Linked DNA regions of Mus musculus: all the other regions are linked to region 7. The links are chromatin loops, found by intact Hi-C in ENCODE. Cell type or tissue: left cerebral cortex. All regions are shown on one strand.

Region 1 (4,000 bases), 86 kb after region 7:
CCACGGGACCACAGAAAGATTGACAACCCCCACCCCCAGCATCCTGTTGTATCAGTATGACCTAGAGATCACACTAGACTTTCTACAACCAGGTTCAAAGCTTCCAGCTGCGTTAGGAACCTCTTCCCAAAATCTGAAACATGATATCTCTTCCCTCTCACAAACCTCTACATCCTCATCTGGGATGAGGTTCTGGGATCTACCTCCCTGCCTTGGGCTGTCCCTGGTTCATCCTCTGCCTTGAGGCCAGGTTTCAGAAGGGGCAGTGGTTATGATTAGGGTAGAGGGGGCGGTATTCTGGCTCTCTGCCTCCTCGAGGTCTCCATGGAGCCGGAAGCAGGTGAGCAGATAGAGGGGGCAGTGGGACCAGCCTCCTTGGACTCATGCCTCCACCTCTCTCTCCAGCTCCACAACAATGCAACAGCCGGCCAGGCGGTGACTGTGGAGCTCTTCCTGACCATGCAGCTGGTGCTGTGCATCTTTGCCTCCACTGATGAGCGCCGCAGTGACAACCTGGGTAGCCCTGCTCTCTCCATTGGTTTCTCTGTTACCCTGGGCCACCTCCTTGGGGTAAGTAAGTCAAAGCCACAGGTTTCAGCTGCCCTACAAGAACTAAAACATACATGTCCCCGAAAGAAACAGCCACATATCACTGTAGAGATCGACACACACGACTCTCTAGAGAGACTGTCTCACAGAACACCCAAGGAAGACACATAACCTGTGTCCCCTAAAAGCTGTGACCCCCTGAAAGACAGATATTCTTCTGGTCTCAAGTGAATGGAAGCCCAGGAATTAACCACCCACAGTCCCCATCTCCTTTTCTTTTTGGGGGGGAGGGAGAGGGGGGGGTTGAGACAGGGTTTCTCTGTGTAGCCCTGACTGTTCTGGAACTCACTCTGTAGACCAGGCTGGCCTTGAACTCAGAAATCTGCCTGCCTCTGCCTCCCAAGTGCTGGGATTAAAGGCCTGCGCCACCACTGCCCCTCCTTTTTTTTTAAAGATGTATGTATGTATGTATGTATGTATGTATGTATGTATGTATTTATTTATTATATGTAAGTACACTGTAGTTGTTTTCAGACACACCAGAAGATGGCATCAGATCTCATTACAGATGGTTGTGAGCCACCATGTGGTTGCTGGGATTTGAACTCAGGACCTCTGGGAGAGCAGTCAGTGTTCAACCCCCATCTCCCTTTTCTTTCTTTCTTTCTTTCTTTCTTTTTTTTTTTTTTTTTTTTTTTTTTGAGTCTGAGTCTTACTAGGCAGTCTCAGCTGTCCTGAAACTCACTGAGTAGACCAGGGTGTCCTTGAACTCACAGAGATCTTGCCTCCCAAGTGCTGGGATGAAAGGTGTGGATTGCTAGTCCCAACCTTCACGGGTTCACTCTAAGCTGTGGCCAAGCTTCCTCAGTTCTGGGAAGGAGGGTGAGGATGCTGTGCCTGTCCTCACCCCCCTCTCTCCTCCACCCCTCCCACTACAGATCTATTTCACCGGCTGCTCCATGAATCCAGCCCGCTCCCTGGCTCCAGCAGTTGTCACTGGCAAGTTTGATGATCACTGGGTAATGGCCAAATCTCTGCCTTCCCCATTCCTAGAAATCACCCCAGAGAGACACTATGGTCCATATCACACAGGAGGGCTGGGGTCTCCATTTGTCCTGGGGTCCAGGGAAACCTTGGTTCCACTCTACAGAGCTGTGCCAAGGATTCTTCCCCTGTCCCTCCCTATAAATGAAAATAACAGCCAGTATTTTATTGGCTTTCTTGGGAGAAATTAAGCAAGCTTATTTCCATAACACAGTGCCTGGCATTCAGAACCCAGTAAATGATATTCATACTTAACAGTTAGCCGCGTGTGGTGTGTGCTGGGCGGTTTTCTCAGAGCTTTGCAAACCTTAGCCCGTTTAATTGCCTCATCTCCAGAAGTGAGCATTCTTGTGGGGGAAAAGATACAGGCTCAGAGGCAGTGACTGTCCAAGTTCACACAAGTGGTGGAATCAGGACTCACAGCCAGCTTCAGAACTTGCCCACTAGCCCCACACACTAACAAGTCGCCCTTGGCAGCTCGTGATGACCTTTATTGCATAAGTCTTGACAATACCAGAGGCACAGGAGGGCCAGTTCCTACACTAACCGGGATAGCAGCGTGACCAGGCGGTGCTGCCGGCTGGGCTGGGCGAGCGGGTGCCAGTGCCTTCTCCCCCCCTTCCCCAGGTCTTCTGGATCGGACCCCTGGTGGGCGCCGTCATCGGTTCCCTCCTCTACAACTACCTGCTGTTCCCCTCGACCAAGAGCCTGCAGGAGCGCCTGGCGGTGCTCAAGGGCCTGGAGCCGGACACTGACTGGGAGGAACGCGAAGTGCGGCGGCGGCAGTCGGTGGAGCTGCACTCTCCGCAGAGCCTGCCGCGCGGCAGCAAGGCCTGAGCGCCCCGGCAGCGCAGTGCAGCGCAGCCGGCCGACGGCTCGCCCCCTCCCTCTCCCTGGCCCGCCGTCGGTTCCCAGTGCAGGGTAGCTAGCTGCTCCTGCGCCTGCGAGCGCGGTGAGCCTCAAGAAGGGGCTCGCCCGGGAACCTGGCAGTACCTCGGCCCCGAAGCCCTGGCCCCAGCTACCCTCGAGCTCGCCCCTTGCAGGGAACCAGACACTTGGGGATCGTGGCAGTGGGGAGACGGAGAGCTCTGGAGAGCCCGCTCTGGTGCCTAGGGAGAGGTGCATAGAGACCACCCTGGAGAGGGGGGTCTGTGGTTAGTGCATCTAATTTTATTAGGGTGTAAAAGTGCTCGTCCATCTCTGCGTGTTTCTTTCCTCACGTGCAGAGACTGCATGTTCCTGAGGGTGACCCCGAGTGCCCGTGGTGATACGGGGCGGGGGACTTTCATTCTTGCTTTGGCCTTCCCCTCCTGTACCTGCAATAAATCCACTTCCTCTGCTACAGATGAGTCCTCCCTTGCAGCCAGCCCCAGAATGGGGGTAGGGGTGGGAAGCTGGTTTCCAACCTCTTCTAACGACCCCCTGGGAAGACTCCCCAAGAATCTACCAGTCCTCAGCCCAAAGACTTGCCAGGGCTCCTTGCTGGAAGGAACGTGTCAACTAGAGAACAAGTCCCCTAGACTTGACCTCTAGGGAAGGAAGGACTGGGTATCCAAGGACTTTTTGCCCGGAGGGAGGGCTCTACAAGGGGGAGAGGAGAGCCAGGACTACGGGTGTGCGGGTGTGCGTGACTCCCATCCCCAGGGAGCCCACACACACCTAAAGATTAGCCTTCCACTTGGGCAACGAAAACAAAAGCCCTCTGTGGGGCCCCAGCTTTTGTCTCGGGAGAGGGGGAGATTTGCAACTAGACACTGCTTGAAAGGAGACACTCGGGTTTCGCAAGGGAGTCCTGGAGCCCGGCACACAGCGCATGCCTATGGCTGGCAGGGTAAGGTGCTCAGGCATGCAACCACAGGCACCGGGCAACGCCCCTCCCTCCATCCCTTATTGTCCTTCCTCGCCAGGAATCTCTGCTCTTCCTCCCTGCCCTATGCTCCACCCTCTTCCGGTTCCCACTGCCCGACAGTTACTGCGTGTGGACCCTGCAGCCTGCAGAGGAAGGAAGCCACTTGACCAGGCAGAGGCAGGTCGGAATCTAGAACCCAGGCTTCTAAGTTCCCAGGTCAGGGCAATGAGATTAAGCTGGGATTAAAGATGCTGTGTTCACTGTGATTCATAATGCCCTTATCACACCATGTTAGGATCATTTCGTTATTGCTGCCTTCTTGGGCAGGTGAAGGCAGAAGAGGCCAGACCTCTAACCTCCTCTGCTTCTTCTTGTAAGTGGTGGCTAAATCAAAGGGGAGAGCCCTGGTATCCCAGGGTCCAGACAGGAGATGGCTTTACTCTTGGCCCCATCCAGGTCTCCCAGCCTTTCCTTATTGCCTTATGGCCTTCCCCTTCCTTCCTTCCTCACTCACACTTCCTCTCTCCAGCTACTGCCTAACTAATCTAAGGGTCACAA
Region 2 (4,000 bases), 99 kb after region 7:
AGTAAGGACTGGTTCACAGTAATCAGCCCCGGAGATGAAAGACACCGTTCCTTCTGGAGGCCTGGAGATCTATGCGTCCATTTCCTTTCAGGGTCCATGGGGTCTGTGCTCTGGTGGGGAAGATCATGGTCCCTGAGCCCTGAGGCTCCTCCTCTGATCTAACTCTGTCTTCACAGGTCTTCTGGGTAGGACCGATCGTGGGGGCCGTCCTGGCTGCAATCCTCTACTTCTACTTGCTTTTCCCCTCCTCGCTGAGCCTCCACGACCGTGTGGCTGTGGTCAAAGGCACATATGAGCCAGAGGAGGACTGGGAAGATCATAGAGAGGAGCGGAAGAAGACCATCGAGCTGACGGCACACTGACCGGCACCGGGCAGGGGCCAGTCCCTCAGCCCCTGGACCACTGGAGAAAAGGAAGACGAAGAGTTTGGAGCACCTCTCCCTAGCATCCTCTCAGCTGGAGAGGCAGCATTGGATCCCCATGCCGCACACGGGGATGGGATGGGAGCAGAAGCCCATGATGGGACACTTGGGTGTGGGCCAGGGACAGGGCCTCTTTGGAATTAGGCAGAACGACTGCCACAGCTCAGACCTCAGAGATTGTGAAGGCAGTGCCAAGCTCACAGCAGTTCAGGACCATCCCAGAAAGGGGTGATAGCCCTGTTTATCTCTCCAACCCAGTATCTCATGTGCCAAAGCCTTCCCCCAGGTAGACAGAGGGGACATTGCCTGAGAGCTCTTCAGGAGAGAGATAGATGGTTCGTCGAGTGCCATCTTATTTATTTCTGGTTAAGATGGGGCGGAGGATGGGGGGGACGCTGCTGGTATTCGGGTTGGGCGTTTCCCAATAAACCACCAATCTTCATATTGTGCCTTCATCTCCCTCCAAAAGCCTCTTGGGACAGTGGCCAGTCACATCTCCCACTTGCGATGTCACACCCTCACTCATGCTCACTTGAGACTACCAAGAAAACCAGGAGACAAGACCTCAGAAAAGGAAGAAAAGCTGAAGCTCAGGAAGGCTGAGAGGACCGGAGAGCTGGCAGGAGGAGAGATCAAATGTAGAGACCGAAGGATACAGAAACAGCACAAGAGACCCGGAGAGGGCCAAGGGCTAGGAATAGGGTCCACGTCAGAGTCACGCGTCCCTCCCAACCATCCCTTCAGCTATGTCAAGTCCGCCACTTGAGGAGCACCTGAGTGTGCCAGGCGGAGTGGAGAAGTGAGCCAGCCACAGCTCCTTGGGATTCCTAAGGGATGACTGGCCAGAGCTTCCCAAGAGTCCTCACCCGGAGCTTCCTTTTCTGGGTCTCCTGGTGTTGCCAAGAGGCAGTGTGCAGGGGGCGGGGGTGGGGGGAGGATGTTCAGACATTCACAACATTACCCAGCTCCTTCCCAGGTCACTTTTGCCCTTTGGGGGTAGGGAGTGGTCCATCACACCCTCCTCCCCTCCTGTCCTGTTCTTGCCTGCTTCTCCGGGAGGAGTGGGAACCAGATGAGGTAAGGCTGAGGTGCTTGGTTTTGACTGCCTCGCTGTGAGAAACAGGGTAAGGACACAAGACCGCGCAGTTCCCAGAGTCCTGGTTAAGGAGCCCAGAGCGGAAACTAGCCGCTGGCATCCAAGTCTTTTTTGTTTGCTTGTTTTGAAAGACAAGGGTTCTCTGTGTAGTCCTGTCCTGGAACTTGCTTTGTTGACCAGGCTGGCCTTAAACTCAGAGATCTGCCTGCTTCTGCCCCTCAAGTGCTGGGACTAAAGGCTGAGCCACCACTGACCAACCTTGCTGCAACTGGAATGATGGACCCTTATGTTGGTATTTATCTGCCACATGGGTTGCCTTGAGGAGAAAATGAAGCAGTGAATGGAGGGTTAGACACTAGTAAGGACAGCACCTCTGAGAGACGGGTGAGCAGGTCTGCTCTCCAGACACTGCCTGAGTCCGCTGCTCCTCGGCAAATCCTCTCCCTCGCTCCTCAGCTTTGCCTCAGAAGAGTAGGAGGGAACAAGAGTGGGAAGAAACTGCAGACCCAGGTTGGGAGGCTGAACCACTCAGCCCTCCTTCAAAACATCCCGGGGTGGAAAGGCAGAGGAACACTAGATCCAAGCCTACCTGCCCCACTGGCTTCATTGGAAAATCAAGCAACGAGATGGGGGTGGAGAAGGAACTTGCCCTGCTGGCTGCAAGCGCCAGTTCCAGCCAGCAGGGGGCAGACTCGTCCACCAAATCCATACTGAAGCTTTTTCTGGGACTGGGCTCTGGCCAGGCAAGGATGGGGTTCTTCAAGATTACAAGGGTGTCTCGGGCTTAGGTTCCCGAGGCCACCAGGGAGCAGCTTCTCACTAGCCCACTCACTTCACTACCCAGGAGAAGGCTTAGAAGAGAACAAAGCTTCACTCCTCCTTTCAGACAGCTCTGATTTGCATACCCCACTCTAATGGACCCCCAAGGGGTGTGTGACAGGGTGCACAGGGAGCCTACGAGAGACTGATCCTCAGCAGGGGTGGGGCATCTAGCCAGAGGGAGTTACCAACAGGTCTGCAGCTTCCTGCAGGTGACATTTTCCTTGCTGTTGGGTGAGGATACAACCAGGGCTTAGGGCTGGTAGGTTGCAGTGATTGGGCTGTTTGGCCAGCAGGGGGCACTGCGCACCTGCATGTAATGGTTCCTGGACTGACAAAGACCTATGCCAGCACACACACTAATCCTGAATGCCTCTGGGGCTCCAAGCTGTGGCACTGGCTGTCAACTGTGCTTGGGGAGGTTATATCTTCCCTGTGTGTTCCTCTTCTCTCAGCAAGGGCATGCTCATTCCAGGTGTGTCCTAGTGGCGCCCCACCCCCCCACCCCGCCCCCGCCCCTTTGGCCACCACTCACCCTCAAAGAGCCAGGCCAGGCCACATGTGTTCTCCAGCACACCTGTATGAAGCCATACCCAGTCACACATGCTCTGCCAGCTCTCTGAGACACTTTTCCGCCTGAAGATAGAGTGTAGGAAGAACTCACATTCTCCATTTGAAGGCAGTCCCTCCTCCGCAATCTATGCCTCCCTCCGAAGCTGCCAGTTTCCATCAGGGCTGGACAGACAAGGCGCTGGGATAGATGGAAGAGGGTGAGAACTAAACGTGGGCAGGGTGGGCAGAAGGGAACTGGTTAGATGGTTGGGCTGGAGAAAGGATTTGAGGGAGGATCGGATCTCAGCTCAGCCCCCTCCCTGGTCAACAAGAGCATCTATCCGACCTGACCTTGCAGCCTACCAGTGTTTGGTGAGAGTGGGGGGGGGGGGAGTAACTCTGAGCTCCTCTCTTCCCTTTGTTCTCTCTTGCTGGCCTCACCTCCCTAGGGCTGAGAAGGCTCCATCCATCGGAGGGGACATCCATCGGAGCAGCCAGGTGTGGGGCTGGGACAAAAGGCTTCTGAGCTCTAAGCTTGGCACTAGAGTCAGGAACGTCTGGGTCCAGGAAAATGCTGGTTGGGGCTGGAAAAACAGGAACTGGACAATGACTGCCTGCCCTTAGTGGGTAAAAGACCTTGTCCCAGGCTAAGCAGGATCCAAGGAGGCTGTGTCCTATGTGGTCTTGAAAGAAGCCATTTCTGCACTAGGAGCCTTTTGCCTCAGAAACCAGAGCAAGGCTGCTGCAGGGAGCACTTGGCCCTGACCTGCCACGGAGGTCAAGACCCTTCCCCTTCCCGCTAATCTTCACTGCTGTGCCCTGGAGGCGAACCTGATAGCGGTTCTGACTAAAGGCACTTACCAGGTGTCTGCAGCTGCTTCTCCCAACACATGGGCACAAAACAATACCTGTTTTACCAGCAAGGTGCTGAGATCACAGAGGCCAAGCAGTAGGTGAGGGGCGCAGTACACAAGCTCCCATTTGTCTTACCCAAAGCTTTCCACACAGGAACCATGCTGTTGGAACATGCCCCAAGCCAGGCTAGGGGGCTGTGGTAAACGCCCTTCCTTTTATTGGGCTCAACCCAGGAGAAGGCAGAGAAGCAGGCCCC
Region 3 (4,000 bases), 190 kb after region 7:
TGAGGTATTTCTTGAACTATTTACTCTGGCTGTCCTAGAACTTACTCTGTAGACCAGGCTGGCCTAGAGCTCACAGAGATCCGCCTGCCTCTGCCTTTTAAGGTGTGTACTATCACATCTAACTCTAATCTTAGTACTTGCTCATTAGGAGACTGGAATTGGTTTTTGTGGCTCAGCCCTGTGTGTGTGTGTGTGTGTGTTATGCATGAATGTGGGTAAGCACACTCGCTCATGCGTGCCTGTGTAGTGCTGGGTGTCTTCTCCCATCTCTAGAAAGGGCTAGAATAAATTATTCTATTATTATTATTCTATTATTCTATTTTGGGGCCAAACAGAGCGAGGCCTGGAGCAAGAGGGAGAGGGAAGAGGGAAAAATTATTCTATTTTATTATATGTATTTGTATTTTACATGTATATCTGTGCACCATGGAAGGGGATACAAGATCCCCAGCAGTTGTGAGTGGGTGCTAGGAATTGAACCCAGGTCTTCTAGAAGAGCATCCAGGGCTCTTGCTTGCTGAGTCCCTTCATTTATCTTTTTGGGAGCAGACTCTCTCACCGAACCTGGAGCTCACGAATTAGCTAGGACCCAGCTAGTCACTGAGCTCCAAAGACTCCACCTGTCTCCACCTCCCCAGTGCTGGGATTACAGGCAGTTATCCAATTTCTGCGTGGGTACTGGAACCCAGATCCTCATGCTCCAAGCATGTCACCCATTGCGCCGTCTCCTGAGCTCGCGGTTCAAGCTCTTGCTTGTCAAATGATGATGAGGTCGCTCTGGCGAGGGCCCTGTAAAGAACCCATGAGTTAGTTGAAAACCACCAAACCTTGCCCAATGTGGAAGGAGGTGAGGTTCAGAAGGGATGCAGAGAAAGTAAGGAGCCACCCAGGTGCCACACAGCTGGTGGGGAAGGAAGACAGTCGTCCTTGGCTGGAAAGCCCTGACTCGTTATTCACTGACTTATTTTACTTTAATGTAAGGTGGATGTTCATAGACGAGGTCACCCAACCTCTGACGTCCATACAAGGACACATGGACAAGAGTGCATACACATATGCACATATATATGACTGTAGAACCCTGGTGAGCCTAGAACGTGTGTTATGTAGACCAGGCTAGCCTCAGACTCACAGATCTGCAAGCCCCGCCTCTCGCGCCCCCCCCCCCAAGTGTTGGGATTAAAGGTGGGTCTGCGTTCATGTGCACCTGGTCATCTCCTCAGGGGCCTCTGTGTGTGTCCATAGTCTCTGTGTGTGTCCATAGTGTGTGTGTGTCCACAGTATCTCTATGTGTATCCACAGTCTCTCTGTGTGTATCCACAGTCTGTGTGTGTGCCCACAGGGTGTATGTGTGTGTGTGTGTGTGTGTGTGTGTGTGTGCACAGTGTGTGCACCGTCTGTGTGTGCATGCATACGATACGAGTACATGCACATGCATGTACCTGTATACATGTACATCCACATCAGTGTATGTGTGTGCCTGTATGTGTGTCCATGCCTGTGTGACGATGTATAGGAGTGCAAGGTTGTCTTGGTGTAGGTGTGAGGGGAGTTATATCAGCTCAGTGTCCTCGGAAGCTCCTGTCTCTCTTCACAGCCTCCTCAATCCACCCTGAAGCTCCCTCTGCCTTAGTTTCTGCTTGTGAATCCAGGTCGTCTGAAGGAGAGAGACAGTGCCCTCTAGTGGGAAAGAGGCAGATGGGCAGCTAGGTCAACCCCAGCCAGCACCGCTTAAGCCAAGGCCTCTGCAACTGTCCTGAGGAAGGGCAGCACAGCAAGCCCTGCCCCCTGAGAACTAAGGCCTGGCAGGCAGGAGAAAGCTGTCCATGGAGCAGCAGACAGAAAGGGCATCTATGCATTCGCATTCGTACAGGAGAGAATAACAGTTGAAGGTGGCTGATCTCTCCTCAGACCCAGCCTCTCTGTGGGCTTTCCTTTTATACCACATCTCTCTATGTAGTTTGTGTAGGAGTGTGCACTTGGGAGGTTAGAGGACAACGTGTGGAAGTCAGTCCTCTCCTCCAGCCACGTGAGTTCTGGGGGTCAAACCTTGGTGCTCAGGCTTGTCGGCAAGCTCCTACCTTTACTGCGGCCATCTTGCCCATTCACCTTTAATTTAGTTTATCTTACTTCTTTTTCCTCGATGTAGCCTCTCCATCTCGACCACTCCCTCTCAAAGGCTCTGTGCTCGCTCGAGAGGAGTGGATTGCCTCACATCTGCAATGTTTTGAGTAAGTTACTGACCCTGAGGCAGGCACTGTGCCCTGTGGAATCATCAGAGAAGATATGAATAGGGTATTGAAAAAGATCCAGGGAGTTGGGCGCAGTGGTGTGCGCCTGCAGACCCAGCTGCTTGGGAGGTGAGACAGAAAGATGATTGGAGCCCAGGGGTTAGAGACAGCAACACAGTAAGACCCTGTCTCTTAGAAGGATCAGAGGGGCTGGGACCAAAGAGATGGCTCAGCACTGAAGAGCACTGCTGCTCTTCCAGGGACTGCCTGGCCCCTTCCCAGCACCCATGTAGCAGCTCTCAACCAGCTTCCAGTGGTTTGAGACTCTGGTTCCAAGGGATCTGACACCCTCTTCTGACCTTCTTATTTTGACACACACTGTGGCACATAGTCACACACGCAGAAAAAACACCCACAGACATAAAATAAAATAATAAAAGAATTTTTTTTTTTTTCAAGACAGGGTTTCTCTGTATAGCCCTGGCCGTCCTGGAACTCACTCTGTAGACCAGGCTGGCCTCGAACTCAGAAATCCTCCTGCCTCTGCCTCCCAAGTGCTGGGATTAAAGGTGTGAGCCACCACTACCCGGCAATAATAAAATTTTAAAAGTGATCAGAGGGACCAGACAGGGTGGTGTGCCTTTAATCTTAGCATGTGGGAGGCAGAGACAGCTGTATCTCTGTTAGCTCCAGGCTAGCCTGATTGACATGATAAATGTCAGGCCAGCCTGGGCTATAGAATGAGACCATGATAACAACAACAACTACTACAACTACAACTACAACATCAGCATCAGAGGGCCAGCAAGTTGACTCAGCAGGCAAAAGCAGGGACCCAAGCCACTATGCCCACCCAGCTCCAGGCTTGAATTTGGTTCTGAGAGCCCAACGTGGAAAAGAAAACCAATTTCTGAAAGATGTTTTCTGACCACCAACTCACATGCATGGTAATGATACATAAAATAAAAGAGATGAGAAAAAGAAATGAGCAAGAAGTCCTAGGCTGTGGGTGAGCCCGGTGAGCCTCGGAAGGTTCTGGATGCTGGGCTGGGCTGGGGTGGGGGTGGGGGCGGCAGTGTCAGTAATGAGGGTGCCGAGAGTGAGCTTGACCATGATACACTGAGGAGTTTTAAGCGGAGAAATGGGCAGGATGGCATAACTGAACTGAAGGCACGGACCTGGGGAGTCATTCAGAGGGGATTAAAAAAATTTGAGATGCGTCTAAGGGGAGTGGAGGGCTGGAGAGGGGTCAGACCTCCTGGCTTTCTCCTCTTCTGAGGCTCCATGTCTCTAGAGGTAGAGCTGAGTGAGGCTGAAAGCTGCCCTGCTGTCAGCTCTTCTAGAACCAGCACCTGCCCCTCATCCCAACACACCCCAAGCTCTCTCCCTTGCAATGCAAAAGGGACGGAAGGCCCTGCTAGACTTCTTCAGCCTAGACCTACTCCTGGCCCTGCTGAGAAAGGGTTAATCTGCTTTGCTCCCCACCCCCCCTCTCTCTCTCCCTCCCTCCCACCCTCCCTTCCCTCTCCTAGGTCACCTTCTTGGCCCTAGAGACTTGGCTGCTGGCTCAAGTTCCAAGTTCCTCATCCAGTGGCCCTGGGTGACCAGAGCACACAGAAGGGCCAGGGGCCTGGGGGTAGGGCTTGGTCTAAGGAGGGCAGAGGCAGCCTCAATACCAGAGCTGAGAGGCAGGTGAGAGGCGCTAGAGCTCGAGGGGAGCTCTCAGGTTGGTTCCCAGCCCTGTTCAGCTGCTCCAGGACGTTCCGTCT
Region 4 (4,000 bases), 280 kb after region 7:
CACAGTTCTTAATGGCTGAGCCATCTCTCCAACCCCTTAGACAGGCTTTTACTGTACTTTAAGAATAGCTTCTGTTTCCTTTATGGAAGACAGCACACAGAACAGCAGTCAATTCCAAGCACTTTCTGAGATAGCTGGTCTTCAAGGGAAACAAAATAGCAAGATTGTTTCTAGGGTTAACTTTTCCTAAGATCACACACTAAACAAACAAGCTGCTTGTCCTTACTGGATAAGAAATATCACATTAGAAAGAATGCCTGTTCATCCCCTTGACACTGGAGTACCATAGAAACATGCAGACAGAATTCCCATAGGGGAAGGATCCTTTCCAGTGACTCCTCCAGGGAATAGTCTCCAGCCATCTGGGGGAACCCTTTAGAATTGGAATATATACTCTGTGTGTGTGTGTGTGTGTGTGTATGCCGATAGCAGAGGTAAGTCACAAAGCTTGTTATATATCTGTATGAGAAACAAAGACTATTCTTATGACAATGGAAAAGTGTATTGGATTGTCTCTTTTCTTGATAGTTCTTGCATTTCATTTTCAGCCCTCACTATGGAAGAGAATAGCAGGATCCAGTTTTCTCCTAAGCCTGCACCTCCACCTCCACCTCAGGGATACTTAAGATAATGATGGTTATCTTGAAAAACTGTAAATTCTTGGGGGCCCAGAAAAGACTTTGAGTTTCACTTAATCTATTTATTATATATTTACTTTTTGCATCTGAGTGTCTGGCATAGCACTTTTAGAAGAGATAAATAGTATTACTAAATACAGATTAGTGACTAGCTGGATATAAGAAAAAAAACCCTTGTAGACAAATCAAAGAAGTAATCCAAAACAGATACTTCTGAGTAATGGATTATTTTGTCTAACCACATCTCCACACTAGAAAAGGAATTCTGGCATCAGTGTCGTGTTTGTTCTAGATAAGGTTTTTACAGAAGGCGTCTCTGCCTACGAGGAAAGTACTTCCTTGGAGTTTGAGTAAGCTTTATCAAAAACACAGCTATGATTGATCCTCATTACAGATCGCATCAGATCCTTGAAGAACAGTGTCTTTTTGGCAGCAGATAAGACTAGCCCTTTGAAGAACGGGGTGGGGGTGGGGTGGGGGGGATCTTCTGCCCAGAGCATGTAGCTGGGCAAAGTATGTTGTGAATACTACCACCTTAGAAGCTGGTTCACAAAGCTGTTTCCAATAAAGTCTCAGGCTCCATCGCCTTCAAAATGACCACTTCTCCCATCTCAGGCTTCCAAGGCCCGTTCAGCAGTTCCTCTTGACACCTTCCCCAAATGTTGGAAGCCTCAGGCTTCACCACACCCTATCCTAGCCAGACGTCTGCTGTCATACTAACACGTTCACGCGCTAACAAATCAGGGCTTGGGGCCTAACTGATCCTGTTGTTTCAAACCCCAGAAGTAAAGTAACTTTAGCAAACATTACATCTCATGCATCCACCTACGTCGCTCGGAAGCTCTGGCGCTTGCACTGAACCCACAAGCTTCCAGGACCCCAGCTAATTCTGGTTCTCCCAGGCCCTTCCCGTTCCTCTCGCCGGGCACTGCGGGAGCACGACTCACTCTTGGGTTCCTGGAGATTGGGAGGCAGCCTTCGAGAGCTCCATGCGACTCTGTGATCTGCACTTCTGAGGCCCAGCACTCCCCTCGATTCTCTCTCACTCGCCCACACCCTAGACTCGCGCGGTCTGCGCGCACGCAGGCTCCAGGGGCGCGTCGCCGGGCTCCGAGCATCCCCGCCGCGGCCCGGGCTCCCCGGCTCCCCCGCCCCGCCGCCTCGGCTTCCGGCCCTCGGTCTCCGGCCCAGGCGTCCCGCCCCTACCCCCCGCCATCCCCGGCCCCGCGCAGCAACGCTCACCGCTCAAACAGCATCCTCACGGAGAAGATGCACACTGCCAGCGGGAACACCGACAGCACGTGCTGGGCGCGCGGGTAGCCGTAGCCGTCGCCCGGGCCCTCCAGGTCCGCCCAGCTCACGTTCTGAGGCAGCCAGAAGCTCTCGCTCCACAGCCAACCCCACAGGAGGCCCAGGGTTTCCGCTGCTGCAGTCGCCATCTTACGCGCGCCCGGCGGCCACTGCCGCCACAGCCTCGGAGGCAGTCAAGGCAAAAGGAACCCGCTGGGAGGCGGCCCCGAGGCGGGGCCCGGCCTACGGCCACCCTCTTCCGTCCCTGGGTCCTCCCAGCCGCCCAGCCCGCCTCTCCCGCAAGGATGGCCTCCTCCCCGCCCATCCCGCCTTCCCGCCCACTTCTCCGTCGCAGCAGCCCAGGCCCCTCATGTGGGTCCCGGCCTCGCCCCGCGTGCCCATTTCTTCTTGGCCACGCCCACCTGTCCTGGTCACGCCCCTCACCTGCAGCCCGAGCCACGCCCAGTTTCTTTCAGCAGGTTCGACATCACCATGGTCACACCCCTACCTCAGGCTAGTTTCTCCCTTTTGGAAACACTCTTCCTAGTCCAGCAGATTCAAGTTCTTTCTGGCTCCCGGCCCGGCTATACGTTCCTGATCATCACTTACAGTCCCGGTGTCCCAGCCAGCCGGCTGTGCTGTTCATCCTAGTTGATTCCTCCTCCTCCTCCTCCTCCCCCTCCTCCTCCTCCTCCTCCTCCTCCTCCTCCTCATACTCCTCCTCCTACTCCTCCTTCTCCTTTTTTGCACTTCCTTGATCTCCACCCCCCTCCTTGGCTTTAGGCCTTAAAAGTTACCTTCACTTTTTCTCAGAGAAAACACAAGGCTTTGAAATATCTTTACATTAAAAGCCTGTAATTCCAGCCTCCACTGTAATCCCACTTGGGGCTCAGGGTCGTTCTCTGCAAGTTCAGGGCCAAAATGAACTTCATGAGACCTCCCCATCCCACCCCCATTCCCTTTTGAGTGTCTGTGGGAGGTAGTGTTTCACAGCTGACGGCTCCGCACTTGGGTGACCAAAGGGAGAGAATTGTCCCTTCCTTTTAAGACCAGTTTGCATACAGTACAGGACAAAAGGTTCCTCCTCTCCCCTCTTGAGGCAGAAGGTAATGGGGGGAAAAAAAAGCAACAAGGCAAAAGGAAAATAAATGACCGCTAGTTTTAATGACATCTGTCATGTAGCAGTTTATGAAGGAATAAACTGAAGTCCAAAGAGGCAGAATAGTTTGCCCAAAGTCATATAGACCAACAGCTGTAATTAGAAAATAATTAGAGGGGCTGGTGAGATGTCTCAGTGGGTAAGAGCACCCGACTGCTCTTCCGAAGGTCTGGAGTTCAAATCCCAGCAACCACATGGTGGCTCACAACCATCTGTAATGAGATCTGACTCCCTCTTCTGTAGTGTCTGAAGATAGCTACAGTATACTTAGATATAATAAATAAATAAATCTTAAAAAAAAAAGAAAGAAAATACTTAGACTCCAGAACTCTCATTTCCTTATCTTACAAACCACCTCAACTTTATTTTTTTATTTATTTATTGTTTCCAGCCCGCTTGGGCCCAGATCGCTTTGGCCTATTTATTTATTATATGTAAGTACACTGTAGCTATCTTCAGACACCCCCAGAAGAGGGGATCAGATCTCATTACAGATAGTTGTGAGCCACCATGTGGTTGCTGGGATTTGAACTCATGACCTCTGGAAGAATAGTCAGGGCTCTTATCTGCTGAGCCATCTCTCCAGCCCCCCACCTCAACTTTAAATGGTCAGAGCAAACCTTGAACTCTTGTAAATCTACCTAAACAAGGAAACAAACCAGAGACCAGGCAGTTTTCAGAGGACTAAACTGTCCTTCAATTGCCAGAGAGCCCTGAACATTGGTTAAAACTTAGCTACAAGGCTAATAGCCAGGAACTAACTGGGGACAGCGGTGATGGTAATCTCAACTTACGGTCTGAGGACAACAGATAAAGGAACTTCACAACTAGTAGGGTATGTTTAAAGTGTGAGGTGAGGGCCAGTCATGAAAGAGCCACCCAGTGAGGACACTCAAAAGTGTTCCTCACCTGA
Region 5 (4,000 bases), 170 kb after region 7:
CTCTCTGCAGCACTCCCCCACCACCGTGCCTTTCACAACTGACCTTTGTTCTAGAATCAGTCATCAACAAACTCCGCTTTGATGCTGAGAGGTCTTGAGGCAAGGACTGCCCTTGCCTCTGACACAGGGAAAGCTGTAGGAGATGTTTGCTGCAGTGGAGAGGGCTGGAAGAGAGTGGCACCCATGAGGGCTGATCTCCCCTCAGACGACAGAGCGAGGAATTTAGGTGTAAAAACCAAGCTCCAGAGGCTAGGGGTTGTTGTAATGAAGTCTTGATTCAGACAGACTGGTTCTGAGGAGACTTAGGAGTTTTAAGAACTTACGGTGGAGCTGTAGAAGGGCCCCATAGCTAAAAGCCTTGGCTGCTTTGCCAGAGGATTCAGGCTCAATTCTCAGCACCCACATATTAACATATTACAACTATACACAACTCCAGTTCAGGAGATCTAGTGCCCTCTTCTGGTTTCTACAGGCACCAGGCATTCATGTGATACACAGACATATACACAAGCAAAACAACCATATACATAAAAGAAATAATAACTTAAAAAAAAAAAGTTTGGCCACCCAGGCAGGCATGGTGGCTTATACCTTTTACCCAGCACTCAGGAGACAGAGGCAAGCAGATCTCTTTGAGTTTGAGGCCTGCGTAGTCTACCCAGTAAGTTCTAGACCAGCCAGGGTGCCACAGTAAGACTGTCTCAAAACAAAACAAAAAGTTTGGAGATCTGAGCTCCACCCACTGAGTTTGAGGTTTACTTGATCTAAATTAAACTCCATTGGGAGGCAGAGACAGGCGGATTTCTGAGTTCGAGGCCAGCCTGGTCTACAAAGTGAGTTCCAGGACAGCCAGGGCTATACAAAGAAACCCTGTCTCGAAAAACCAAAACAGGGGCTGGTGAGATGGCTCAGTGGGTAAGAGCACCCGACTGCTCTTCCAGAGGTCCGGAGTTCAAATCCCAGCAACCACATGGTGGCTCACAACCATCTGTAAGGAGATCTGACTCCCTCTTCTGGAGTGTCTGAAGACAGCTACAGTGTACTTACATGTAATAAATAAATAAATCTTAAAAAAAAAAGAAAGAAAAACCAAAACAAAACAAAAAAAGAAAAAGAAAAACTTACCCAACTCCCCGAATTAGGAGCTACCATCTCGAAGTCTGTCCTGATATGGCTGATATGGCTATTTTTTTTTCTTCCAGATCTAAATCAGAGTGCCAGTAACATTTGTTACTGGGGATTTACAAACACAGATCAATGAACTATGCATTTTCCATCAGTGATTCACATAATCATTGAAAAACAAGGTGAAATAAATACAACCTTCATCATAAGGATGAAGAAACTGAAGCTTGGACTGGCCAAGGGTCCTGCCGGTGGTATTGCGTGGTGGGGTCAGGTCCTGTTCTTGGAGCCTGGATACCTGATTCATGCCTTTTATCTTTCCCCGGACTACTCCTGCGGCTGTTCATTGGCCTCAATCAGTCCTCGCCTGCCGCCACCTCACCTCATCACCTTCCTTCCCTCCACCCACGCTGCTCCCTGCTCCCTCGGTAACATCCCAGGTGATTGAAGCAATTTGCAGCCATTAGAAGAGGCTCCACGTGTCGCTCAGCTTGTGGGGTTTGCAAAGATGTTACAGATGTTCCAAGATGGTCCTCCCCTCCCCCGAGGACATTGGAGAGCCTGGAACCAGACTAGACCCAGGGCTAGAATCATCACTTAAACCCCGTTTGCGACCCTCCTAGAGTAATTCCTAGTTTCACAGGCCGCCTCCCCCATTGCCCTTTAAGTGGAGTTTAAGTATCCGAGAGAGTGCTGTCACCTGGTGGCTGCCCAGGGGCATGGCAGCCCACCAGCAGCGCTTGTGCCGTTGGACAGCTCCCCAGCCGGAAGGCGAGATACTATCTTTATTTTGGCAGCTTGGCGCTCTGGGTCCTGCTGAATGGACCTCAATCTCTCACCAGACCTAAACCCCTATCCCTGGAGAGACATCTTCACTGGTTTCTAGGGTACCTCTTACTCCCAACCCCTCACAAATTCTCATCAGCTTCTTCCCTCTATGTCAGGTTCATTCCTCAAACTCAAACCCAGAACCATGTCCCTGAGACCTGCTTCTCACCTTCCTTCTCTCAGAGCTTCACCAGCCTGTAAGTGGAGCAAAGGAGCTGCAATGGATATAATTCTGATCTTGCATCACACACACACACACACACACACACACACACACACACACCACACCATCATCTGACACCATCAGACCTCAACAGCCTCTGTGTTAAGAGCTCCTAATGAGCATCAGCAAATTAACAACTTCCCCTTGATTGCTCCTTCTCTGCTAATTGGATAGGGAGGGCCCCCCCCCCAAGGCCTCGGAGAAAGAAAGAGGGAGGGAAGGAGAGAGGTGACAGCTACAGGAGCAGCCTCCAGGTTTCAGGACTCAGATTTCTGGTCCATCCCAGAACACACTCCTCCTTGCAGCCTTCATTTTGTATCTTTTTCTTTTTCCCTACTTCTGCCCCATCTGCCCTCACTTCTGGCCATGTCTCTTTTCTTCTCTCTGTTCCTCTCTGCTTTATAGATCTGCCAATGAGGCACTTGCACACGGGCTGCTTAAGAAATCCACTGATATACAAATGGGGTCTGGGTGGCCAAGGGTATTTATATATGTGCATGTGTGTGGGTCACATGAAGGTGGGAAGCAGGAATAAGAGCAGGTGAGTGAATGTGTACAAACAGGTAAGTGCTCGTGTGAGGGTCAGGCTTCAGGGATGTGTAGGTGTATGTGATGTGTGGATGGCTGAGTGGCAAGGTAAGACTCCGGTCTGAATGTGCCTGTATCTCCACACAGGCAAATGCTTGAATCAGTCAAGTGTGACTGTGACTCGGAGTGTGTGTGTGTGTGTGTGTGTGTGTGTGTACACGTGTGCATGTGCCATCAGAGGAAGCAGCAGCAGCAAGAAGCAGGAGCTTCGATCCGAAGGAGACAACGTGGGGAGGGGGACGCTGGGGGCAGACACCCTCCTTCCTGCGCGCACACGTGCGCGTGCACACACACACACCCCATAGTCACACACGCACACACACGCGCACACACACACAAGCCACAGGGCCTCGCAAGCAGAGAGCGGAGCCGGCTCCGGGATCCGAACGAGGCAGCTCTGCTGAGAGCGGCGGGAGGAGGCGAGCCAGCGGGGGGAGCCCTCGGTTCCGCTCCCGGGCCGGGGGCCCCCCGCGCACACCGGCCCAGAGACACCCTCGCAGACACTCGTAGGCGCGCACGCGCACCCTTTCCCCTCCTCCTCCCCTCCCGCCGCCTCCCGGCCGGACGATGGATCCCTGCAGATCCCGGGGCTGAGAGCACCGCGCAGCGCCAGCGCGCCGAGCCCCGGGCGGACCAAGCCGAGCGAGCAAGCGCGCGCGGGCGGCGGACCGAGCTGAGCCGAGCTGGCCGAGCGGGCCGCTCCCTGCAGGGCTCTACGCGGGTGCCGCGGCAGCCGGCGGCTCGGGCTCCGGGCCATGAGCCCCTCCGCCGCGCGGCGCTGAGCCCACGGACCGCCTCGCGCCCCAGGACCTGCAGCGGCGGCCGGCTTTCCCCAGCCCCCTCAGGTGGGTTTCCGACCCCGCTGCCTTGGGCCCCGGGCTTCCTGGTGCCCCAAAGCCGAGACTCTCCTCCACTGTAGCTTTCTCCAGCTTCTGGGGAGGCTCGGCGGATGGGGAGGGGGCGGGGGGCCGAGCCGGGAATATGACTGCGACGAGAAGCTGGACTGGAGGGGGTGCGTTCGGGGCGGGGATAACTGGCTGTCATAGGGAACCGCGCCCCCCCCCCCCATTCCTACATCCACCTCAGGCAGCCTACCATCCTCTCCCAAACACACACACACACACACACACACACACACACACACACATACACACACAGCCTGCGCCTATGCCTGTGCTTGTTTGAGAACTGGAGACACAGAAGGTGAGGATACAGGCAGGGCCCCTCCCCAGATGT
Region 6 (4,000 bases), 80 kb after region 7:
GATACTACAAGATGTACATCTTCAGTGTTTTCTATATTTAGATTTCGTGGTGGTCAATATGAAACACTGGTTCATATAAATATGTAGTTCAAAAAAAAGTAGCTTTAGAGTCAGCTCATAAATTGTCAGAAATTCTATCCTCATCACAAGACAAAATCCATTGAGCAACTCTTTTTTTTTTTTTTTTTAATGGAAGTCAACAACTCCAACAGAAACTTTTATTGTTTTTTTAATTCATTAATTTATTTGTGCATGTGTGGTTTTGGAACAGAGTCTCACATAGCCTGGGCTAGCTTTGAACTTGTTCATTAGTCCAGGCTGGTCTTGAACTCTTGAACTCCTGATCATTTTACCTCAGCTTTCCAAGTGCAGGGATTGCAGATACGAGCCACACTTTCAGGCTGTGATCAGGGTGCACCGAGCCTCCTCCTCAGCCCCCAAATAGCAAGATTTTTAAAATCAAACATTCTAACATGATATAATCTACAGGTATTCAAGCATGATACATGCTGAGAAATAACGGTGGGAAAATATTAAGGTCTATTTTCATAATTAAACCAACACATTTCTATAAGCACAAAAAGCTGACTACGTACAGTAAAAAAACAAAAACAAAAACAAAAACAAAAAAAACACTGCAAGTCACAACACAACAATGTCAGATCTCACCAAGGAGCTTCAGGCCGGGTTTGCCGGCCTTGGGGAGTGTGTACCCCATGTGCCTACAAAGTGCATGAGCTGTGTCCAGAACCAAGGCTGAGCAGTCAAGTCTCACAATGGAGCACAGCTGACCCCACCAAGAACGCTTGGAATCCATCAGACGTTTGATTTTGATTGTTGTTGTGCATTCAGAAACCTTTTACCGTGGCCAAGGTTGGCGTGAGCCCCTCATTCAGTTCTGTGACCCACAATTTGCGAGGCTGGAAGGGTAAAGATAAACAAAAGCAAAAGCAAACACGGGAGGATACGGCGGCGGCCTCCGGGAGCATGCGAACCCACAGCCGCAGCTGGGCCTCCGGTAGGGATGCTGCTGCTGCTGCTTCCCTGGCATGAAGGAAGGCTGAGTACAAAGCCGGGGCATAGACCATGCGGTTATGGCTGAACTCCCCCTCCCCGCTGGCTTGGGATCAGACCAGAATATTCTCACCGCTCCTGGAAGTCAGTCTCCGGGCATCATGTTCTAGTCTGTGAAATGAGACCCATGGCTATCATGGTCTGGCTGATCCCATCCTTGCTTTTTTGTTTTACTTGTTGTTGTTGTTGTTGTTGTTGTTGTTGTTGTTGTTGCTGCTGCTGCTGCTGCTGCTGCTGCTGCTGCTGCTGCTGCTGCTGCTGCTGCTGCTGCTGCTGTTTTCGGCACTGGGAATGGAACCCAGGATTTACTACCATGTCCTGGGCAAGTGCTCTTCCACAGAACCACACCTCCCGCACCGTGGAAATGTGGATGTATGGCAAAACCACACAAATTGGTGTGTGGTTTCCTGGGCTGTACAGAAGCAGCGACACCTATTATGGGTCTACCATGACGCCAGGTTGGTTAGAGGCGGTGCTGTTTAGGGTCAGAACCAGTGACTGCTGTTCTCATGATCATACACAGTGTATAGATCAGAAAGGGTGTGTGGCTCACCAAAGGTCACTCAGGAACTCGATAGTCAACGGTGGGTTTGGAACCACTGTCACAGTTCAGCTCAATATGGCCTGGGGGTTTTCCAGGTGCCCCTGAGCCAGGCAGGGACTGGGCACATGGAGGGTGGAAGATACTACATACAAGATAGTATGTATCATCAAGATAAAACATGATACATTCCCTGGGTATGGTAGACAGTACATACAAGATAGTATGTATCATCAAGGCCCAATCTTGATACCCTCCACCCTTTCTGGGTGTGCTATGGTTGAAGAAGAAAACAGAGTCACAGGTACCCTTCTCAAGGCAAGATTCTTCCACCCTCCCTCTGAGTCTTTCTGGAGAGCGTGGATTGCAGGGGTGGGGGATGGAAGTGGGGAGGAGGACCCTGAACAGGGAGTACTACCTGAGCCCACATCCCCAGAGGCTCCTCTGAGCTGGCCTCTGTTGGGGTCATGTATTGTTTCTTCCTCCTCATTCTTGTCTTTCCCCCTAATGGCAAGAGTTGCTAGTCATGTGGGGGTCGGGGTAAATGTGCATGGACCCGTGTTGTGTATGTGGGGGATTTTTGTGCATCTTACTACATTCTGAAAACAAATGTATGGGAGGGACATCACTGCCATTGCTGTCTGGGCGAGGAGACCAGGGCTCAGAGCATGCCTGGGGAGTGAGGGTGTCAGGAAAGCACTCCTCTCTAGGTTCTAGCCTGAGCTCAGCCACCACTCTTCTGGGGCACCTTGGGTGAGTAACAGGCCCTCCCTTGGCTTCAGTCACCCCTTAGTGTAAGTATCTCTATCCTACGATCATCGGTTTCTCCCACATTCCTGTTCCTTGGATTGTGGCTGGCCAGGAGGACTAGAAGCCCGCCATCTGGATGCACTGTAGGCCCTCCTGCCTTTGGATCCCCAAAGAAAGAAGAGGCGTAGGGTAGGTCCGTCTTCTGAGCCTCAACAGCCATCAGAGCTGTGACAGCAGTGGCCTTGCAGAACACTGACCAAGCTTAGTGGCACCAAGACTAGAGGTTACTAGCAGGCACCATGGCCTCCTTGAGCCTGGAGAGCTAGCTGCAACTCCAGAAACATCTTCCTCCTGTGGTAAGGGTGGCTCTGAGCTCGAGATGGTATCTAGAGCCTGTTGTAGCCTTGGAGACTCTGAGTTTGGGGGAGACCTGTTTGCCTCAAAATGCAAATAGCACTGAGCAATAGCTGACAAAACCTGAGTTCTTCCTGAGAACCAGGAGCCATATTAATGCAAATCTCTGTCCTATGAGATAGTTTTATTATCTCATGTACACAGGCAGAGCAGAACTGTCACATCTCAACGACATGAGTGTGTGCTGCAGAACAGAAACCCTCATGTTCCTAAGTTGACCTTGGTGACTCTATCACGCAGGGCTAGGGTCCCAGGGCCACTGAAGCCACCTTTGGCTCCAGGCAATGGGAGTTCCTCTCTGGCTGAGATTCCTGGGTGAAGGTGGAACATAATGACTTATGGGTGATTAACTGCAAGAAAGCAAGCCCAAGACCTTTTGCCTTGGAAATTTGTCCCAGGCCAGCCAGTTGTTTTCCATCCTCTTCCAGAAGAAAGACCATCCAGTCCGCGGAAAGGCAGCGCCCACATTTCCTCACAGTTTGGGGTAAGGCATTGCCCCTTCCTTGGCCAGCCTTTTAGTCAAAGAGAAGGTCACTGGACACAGCCTCCTCTGCAGGAACTGGTGCTGGTGGTCATTGTGGGGGCTGGGGCAGCCCTGAGGCAGCTCCATGGGGTAACTGAGGAAAAAACGAGGAAAACAGAGACGTCAATCCTTATCTGGAGTCCATTAATGAGGAGAACATTAGTCAGCTGTGAAAGCTAAGATGGGGTGATAGGCCTTCGGGTGGGCAGGAGCAGGGATGGGGGCAAGTCCGCCATGGGGGAGCACAGGGTTGGCAGGAACGCCTCCTCCACCCCACGTGCCCAGGTCTACGATAGGAAGGCCCTATAAGTGCCCACAGTCTAGCCTCTCCGGAGGCCCAGAGGAAGAGAGAAGAGAAAGAGAGAGGGAGGGAGGAAGAGCCACCCCCGTGGCCCAGACCACTGGCCAGCGCTCAGAAGGCCGAGCAGCATGTGGGAACTCCGGTCCATAGCGTTCTCCCGAGCGGTGCTGGCCGAGTTCCTGGCCACGCTCCTTTTCGTCTTCTTTGGCCTTGGCTCAGCCCTCCAGTGGGCCAGCTCCCCACCCTCTGTGCTCCAGATTGCCGTGGCCTTTGGTCTGGGCATTGGCACCCTGGTTCAGGCTCTGGGCCATGTCAGCGGGGCCCACATCAACCCTGCTGTGACTGTGGCGTGCCTGGTGGGTTGCCATGTCTCCTTCCTTCGAGCTGCCTTCTACGT
Region 7 (4,000 bases):
GTGAGGAAATACCTCTATGAGATCCAGCTGTAAGGCATTTTCTCAATTAGTGATCAAGGGGGGAGGACCCAACCCATTGTGGGTGGTGCCAACCCTGAGCTGGTAGTCTTGGGTTCTATAAGAAAGCAAGCTGAGCAAGCCAGGGGAAGCAAGCCAGTAAGCAGCATCCCTCCATGGCCTCTGCATCAGCTCCTGCCTCCAAGTTCCTATCCTGTGTGAGTTCCTGTTCTGACTTCCTTGGTGATGAACAACAGTGTGGAAGTGTAAGCTGAATAAACCCTTTCCTCCCAACTTGCTTCTTGGTCATGATGTTTTGTGCAGGAATAGAAACCCTGACTAAGACACCTCTCCTCAACTTAGACTCTTTATCCATTTCTTCTCTGCCAGAGGTCTTCTGGTCCCATGCCATAGCTCAGCACTGCCTCCTTCTCAGGTTCCATTAATGAACCAAGCAGGGTGGCACATGCATATAATCCTAGCTCAAGGCAAGACTGTGAGTTTGAAGCCAGCCTGGGCTACATGGGGAGTCTGTCTCAAACAAAACAAATAAGCAAAAAAATAGGGAGGAAAGAAGAGAGGGTGGAGCATCTACTTAGGCCCTGAGGCTAAATGTTCTTAGCTGCTGTTTCCTTCTGCTGCTTCGTGGCTGTGGCATGCTCCTATACACTGGGAGCTTTTGCTAAAATAATAATAAATAATAATAATAATCCCCTCCCGTGTGATCATGTCCCTTTCCTACACACCCACACACCAGGACACCCACATGTCTTAGGGTTACTATAGCTATGATAAAACACCATGACCATGTTGGGGAGGAAAGGGTTTATTTGGCTTACATTTCCACATTGCTGTTGATCATCGAAGGAAGTCAGGACAGGAACTCACACAGGGTAGGAACCTGGAGGCAGAAGCTGATGCAGATGCCATGGATGGGTGCTGCTTACTGACTTCCTCTGCATGGCCTGGTCAGCCTGCTTTTAAATAGAACCTAGGACCATCAGCCCTGAGGTGGAACCACCCACAATGGGCAGCGCCTTAAATGCCCTACAGGCTTGCCTACAGCATGATCTTTTGTTTTGTTTTCCAAGACAGAGTTTCTCTGTGTATCCCTGGCTATCCTGGAACTCACTCTGTAGACCAGGCTGGCCGTGAACTCAGAAATCTGCCTGCCTTTGCCTCCCAAGTGCTGGGACTAAAGGCGTGCGCCACCACTGCCCCGCCTCAGCTTGATTTTAAGGAGGCATTTTCTTAACTTCTCAGATGACTCCAGTTTGTGTCAAGTTGACATAAAACTACCCAGTACACCACGGAAATCTAATGACATCATCATTAACTGATTTGTCCTTTGATCCCATTCTGTCAGTAATTTATGCATAAGCTTGGACTGGTCGCTGAAACTTTTGCTTCTAAGTTTCCTCCTATGTAAAATAAAACAGTTGGAGTAGATCCCTCCCTCTCTCCACCCCCTCCCTTCCTCCCTCCTCTTAAATGATGCTTTTGCCCATGTGCTGTAAGTTTTGTAGCTCTGGGATGCACAAGATAGTCCCACGAAATTCTCATTGTATAGGTTCAAACCTACTGCTTTGCGAAATGTCCGGGCTCTCCATCTTAAGGAAACACCTTTGTTCAAAAAAGACTCTTCTGCCAGTAGGGCCCGGAAAAGAGCAGGTTCCCATGGACCAATAAGATTTGGTCAGTGTGAAGAATGCTCCCAGGCAAAGGTGTCCTGAGCAGGAGGACCCCTCACCTTTTCCCAGGAAAGCAAAGATGGGGATTTTACGTAGTTCCTGCAAGAAAGCCACCCTACAGCTCACTCCACAAAGCCAGTTGAGGCCACAAGCAAACAGTCCAGGTGTCTTCGTAATTGCTTTTATTATTTCCAATCAGTCACAGATCTTGGGCAGGTGAGGCCGGAGACAGGCACACGGAAGAGATAGGGAACTTGAAGAGCTGATGCCAAAAGGGCAGGCCCGTCTGGGTGTGTAGCAGGCAAGTCCTTGTGCCTGGTGCTATATCTCCATTCTCTGACACTCAGAGCAGGGGACTGAATAGAGATGGGTTTGTGCAAAGCCAGACTCTGCTTTTCCTCTAACAGCCAGAAGGGGGCAGCAAAGTCCTTGTGTAAAATTCCCAACTTGACACGCCCCCACCCCCCACCCTGGCCTATTGGAATAAGGGTACTTAAGGGATCCTGCAGGCTAACACAGAAGAAAGGGTATGGAATGGAAGAACCATACCACACCCAAGGATGTCTTGTGGCTTCCTTGGGCTATACTGAAAAAGCTGTGCATGGACCCAGGAATTGGTGTGGGGAGTGAGGGACTTAATGCCCCTACTTGGTCCCATCTTGAGCCTCGGAGGGGACATCCTGGTCTGTCACGGTTTCTCAGAGAGCTTTGAGCCTCACATCAGATATTCCTGGCTCCCTCAAGCCTTATGAAATCTAATCTACCCCGTCATAGGTCTGGCTACACCCAAGCTAAAAATGCGGGGGGCCAGGAGGCGTCAGTCCTTCCTCCTACACAGCTTGCCGCACCTGCCCAGTTTAGGTTTCTCATAATCCCGCATTCCTCATAATCCTGCATTCTTGTTTCTCCGCCCTTCCTCCTGCCAAGACCCACCCAGGTGTCCCTGGGACTCCTCACTGCCCCACCAGGGGTCAACATCAAGGCTTTCTCTGGCCCTGGAGCCAGTTCAGCCGCCGTGCCTCCCCACCGTCACCAGCCATCTTTGAGATCACTGTGACTTGTGCCCTGGTCACATTATTTATGGCTGAGGGCTTGCCCCTCCCCCAATGGTTTTTGGAACTTAGCCTTGGAAAATTTTTCTCAATCCTCGCTCTCTGCATAAATTGTCTCAGAAGAGGACTTGGACAAGTGGATTCTGGGAAACTGGCCAGTGTGAGGGTGACATGTCAGTGGGGGTGGGGGAGGGACTCTAAACCTTTCTAGAACTGAAGCTGGAGATTAGGAAAGGCACTCAAAGGGGAACAAGCAGAGGAGGAAGTCAGCCAAGTGTCTTGGTGCCTCTCTCCCTGCCCCACTGGCACCGGTTGGGGACTTCCATCTTGCAGATAGGAAAACAGAGTCACAGAGAGTAATAAGTCTGTTGGCAGTGGGGTCAGAACCAGAAGCCAAGAACCCTGCTTCCCAGCTGACCTCCAGGGAGGGAAAAGCTAAGAGTTTGGCATCCGCAGGCTGGGTGACAGTGGCAGGTGGGGGTGTCACAACTCCCCGGAGATGTCAGTGCTTGTCTACCCACACACCTATGGGCTACACAAGTCTCAATCCAGCCCAGACTCAGACTGGAGGAAGTAGCTGTGGGCTGTCCCTCAGGTTTATTAGACGACAGTGGGTTTATCCAAGCCTTCCGGAGCTACTTGGCTTTGCTTCTGAAATGGGGATATGCCGATAACCCTGCAGGACCAGTCTGGACTGCTGCAAGTAGGCTCATTTGAACCAGCACCCACCCCAACTGTCCCTCCATACCACCCTCCCTCCTCAAATATCCAAGATGGAACAAAATTTCAAATGCTTCTGTAATATTTCTCAAAGGCTGGAGTAGGCAGGGTGGGAAAGGGTAGGGGTGGGAATGGATGGGCTACCTAGTCCCCTTTCCTGGGGCAGACAGGGTCCCCTGCATCCACTCAGGGCCTTGTAGCCTTCACCCAGTAACTTTCCACTGGACTAGAGCTGGCCGGGTGCATGTGTCGCCCACATGCTGCCCCAGGTGTGGGCCCCTGGTCCCCTCTCCAACAGGCAGTCAGCCAGGGCAGGGTGGCTGACGCACACTCTGCCTGAGATCCCAGCAGCCTGGAGGTTGATAAGGAGCTCTGGCCTCATCGCAAGGGATAGGCTCAAGGGACTGGCCCTGGCTGTGACCATTAGCTGGACAGCTTCCAAATTACAGAGATGTGGAGATAAGGGGGCAAGGGCCCAGGGACTCTGGGCTGAGTGGCCAGGGAAGCTGGGGGGAGGGAAATGGATGCCTCTACTCTTCA

Evidence for each region. Hi-C counts contacts between places; a loop is a spot of excess contacts. Peaks named below come from ENCODE experiments on the same cell type or tissue, not always from the same donor. Only the 100,000 strongest peaks of a DNase experiment are listed, where the experiment ranks them.
Region 1: a loop joins it to region 7, with 3 times the contacts of the local background. A loop is called at or near these places in 21 of 42 quality-filtered maps.
Region 2: it touches region 7 in a loop (8-fold over the local background); 21 of 42 quality-filtered maps call a loop at or near these places.
Region 3: it touches region 7 in a loop (3-fold over the local background); 28 of 42 quality-filtered maps call a loop at or near these places.
Region 4: a loop joins it to region 7, with 2.8 times the contacts of the local background. A loop is called at or near these places in 9 of 42 quality-filtered maps.
Region 5: a loop joins it to region 7, with 8 times the contacts of the local background. A loop is called at or near these places in 27 of 42 quality-filtered maps.
Region 6: it touches region 7 in a loop (3-fold over the local background); 7 of 42 quality-filtered maps call a loop at or near these places.

The regions. Positions count from the first base shown.
Region 1 is chr15:99,581,613-99,585,612 of GRCm38, forward strand. Aqp2 (aquaporin 2) reads left to right here. Exons shown (of 4, transcript NM_009699.3): 2 at 406-570; 3 at 1,488-1,568; 4 at 2,221-2,933. The coding sequence ends at 2,430. All of the region lies in intron 3 of Gm34765 (a long non-coding RNA gene), which reads right to left. Among named protein-coding and RNA genes, the nearest start is that of Aqp2, 4.6 kb to the left of the region's middle. In left cerebral cortex, a CTCF peak has its summit at 2,343; a DNase peak (open chromatin) is centred at 1,883; H3K4me3 peaks cover 251 bases.
Region 2 is chr15:99,593,959-99,597,958 of GRCm38, forward strand. Aqp5 (aquaporin 5) reads left to right here. Exons shown (of 4, transcript NM_009701.4): 4 at 177-871. The coding sequence ends at 362. Gm34765 (a long non-coding RNA gene) reads right to left here. Exons shown (of 5, transcript XR_875660.2): 2 at 3,331-3,473; 3 at 3,002-3,088. Among named protein-coding and RNA genes, the nearest start is that of Aqp5, 4.9 kb to the left of the region's middle. In left cerebral cortex, CTCF peaks have their summits at 2,181 (motif pointing right) and 2,638 (motif pointing right); DNase peaks (open chromatin) are centred at 2,239, 2,626 and 3,036.
Region 3 is chr15:99,687,277-99,691,276 of GRCm38, forward strand. The region is part of intron 3 of Asic1 (acid-sensing (proton-gated) ion channel 1); the gene reads left to right. Among named protein-coding and RNA genes, the nearest start is that of Smarcd1, 13 kb to the right of the region's middle. In left cerebral cortex, a CTCF peak has its summit at 1,691 (motif pointing left); a DNase peak (open chromatin) is centred at 1,649.
Region 4 is chr15:99,770,303-99,774,302 of GRCm38, forward strand. It overlaps Cers5 (ceramide synthase 5), which reads right to left and starts at 2,213. Exons shown (of 10, transcript NM_028015.2): 1 at 1,881-2,213. The coding sequence starts at 2,077. In left cerebral cortex, a CTCF peak has its summit at 2,093; DNase peaks (open chromatin) are centred at 1,612 and 2,237; H3K4me3 peaks cover 1,875 bases; H3K27ac peaks cover 1,284 bases.
Region 5 is chr15:99,667,286-99,671,285 of GRCm38, forward strand. It overlaps Asic1 (acid-sensing (proton-gated) ion channel 1), which reads left to right and starts at 3,092. Exons shown (of 12, transcript NM_009597.2): 1 at 3,092-3,609. Gm34880 (a long non-coding RNA gene) reads right to left here and starts at 2,571. Exons shown (of 4, transcript XR_875662.3): 1 at 2,123-2,571; 2 at 1,126-1,464. In left cerebral cortex, CTCF peaks have their summits at 450 (motif pointing left), 1,828 (motif pointing left) and 3,285; DNase peaks (open chromatin) are centred at 1,842, 3,278 and 3,803; H3K4me3 peaks cover 1,207 bases; H3K27ac peaks cover 1,203 bases.
Region 6 is chr15:99,575,422-99,579,421 of GRCm38, forward strand. Aqp2 (aquaporin 2) reads left to right here and starts at 3,635. Exons shown (of 4, transcript NM_009699.3): 1 at 3,635-4,000. The coding sequence starts at 3,732. It overlaps Gm34765 (a long non-coding RNA gene), which reads right to left. Exons shown (of 5, transcript XR_875660.2): 4 at 3,153-3,396; 5 at 231-1,359. In left cerebral cortex, no CTCF peak of the experiment used is centred here; no DNase peak of the experiment used is centred here.
Region 7 is chr15:99,495,157-99,499,156 of GRCm38, forward strand. Faim2 (Fas apoptotic inhibitory molecule 2) reads right to left here. Exons shown (of 12, transcript NM_028224.4): 12 at 1,849-4,000. Among named protein-coding and RNA genes, the nearest start is that of Bcdin3d, 22 kb to the left of the region's middle. In left cerebral cortex, a CTCF peak has its summit at 2,094 (motif pointing right); DNase peaks (open chromatin) are centred at 2,113, 2,593, 2,788, 3,225 and 1 more place; H3K4me3 peaks cover 222 bases; H3K27ac peaks cover 1,746 bases.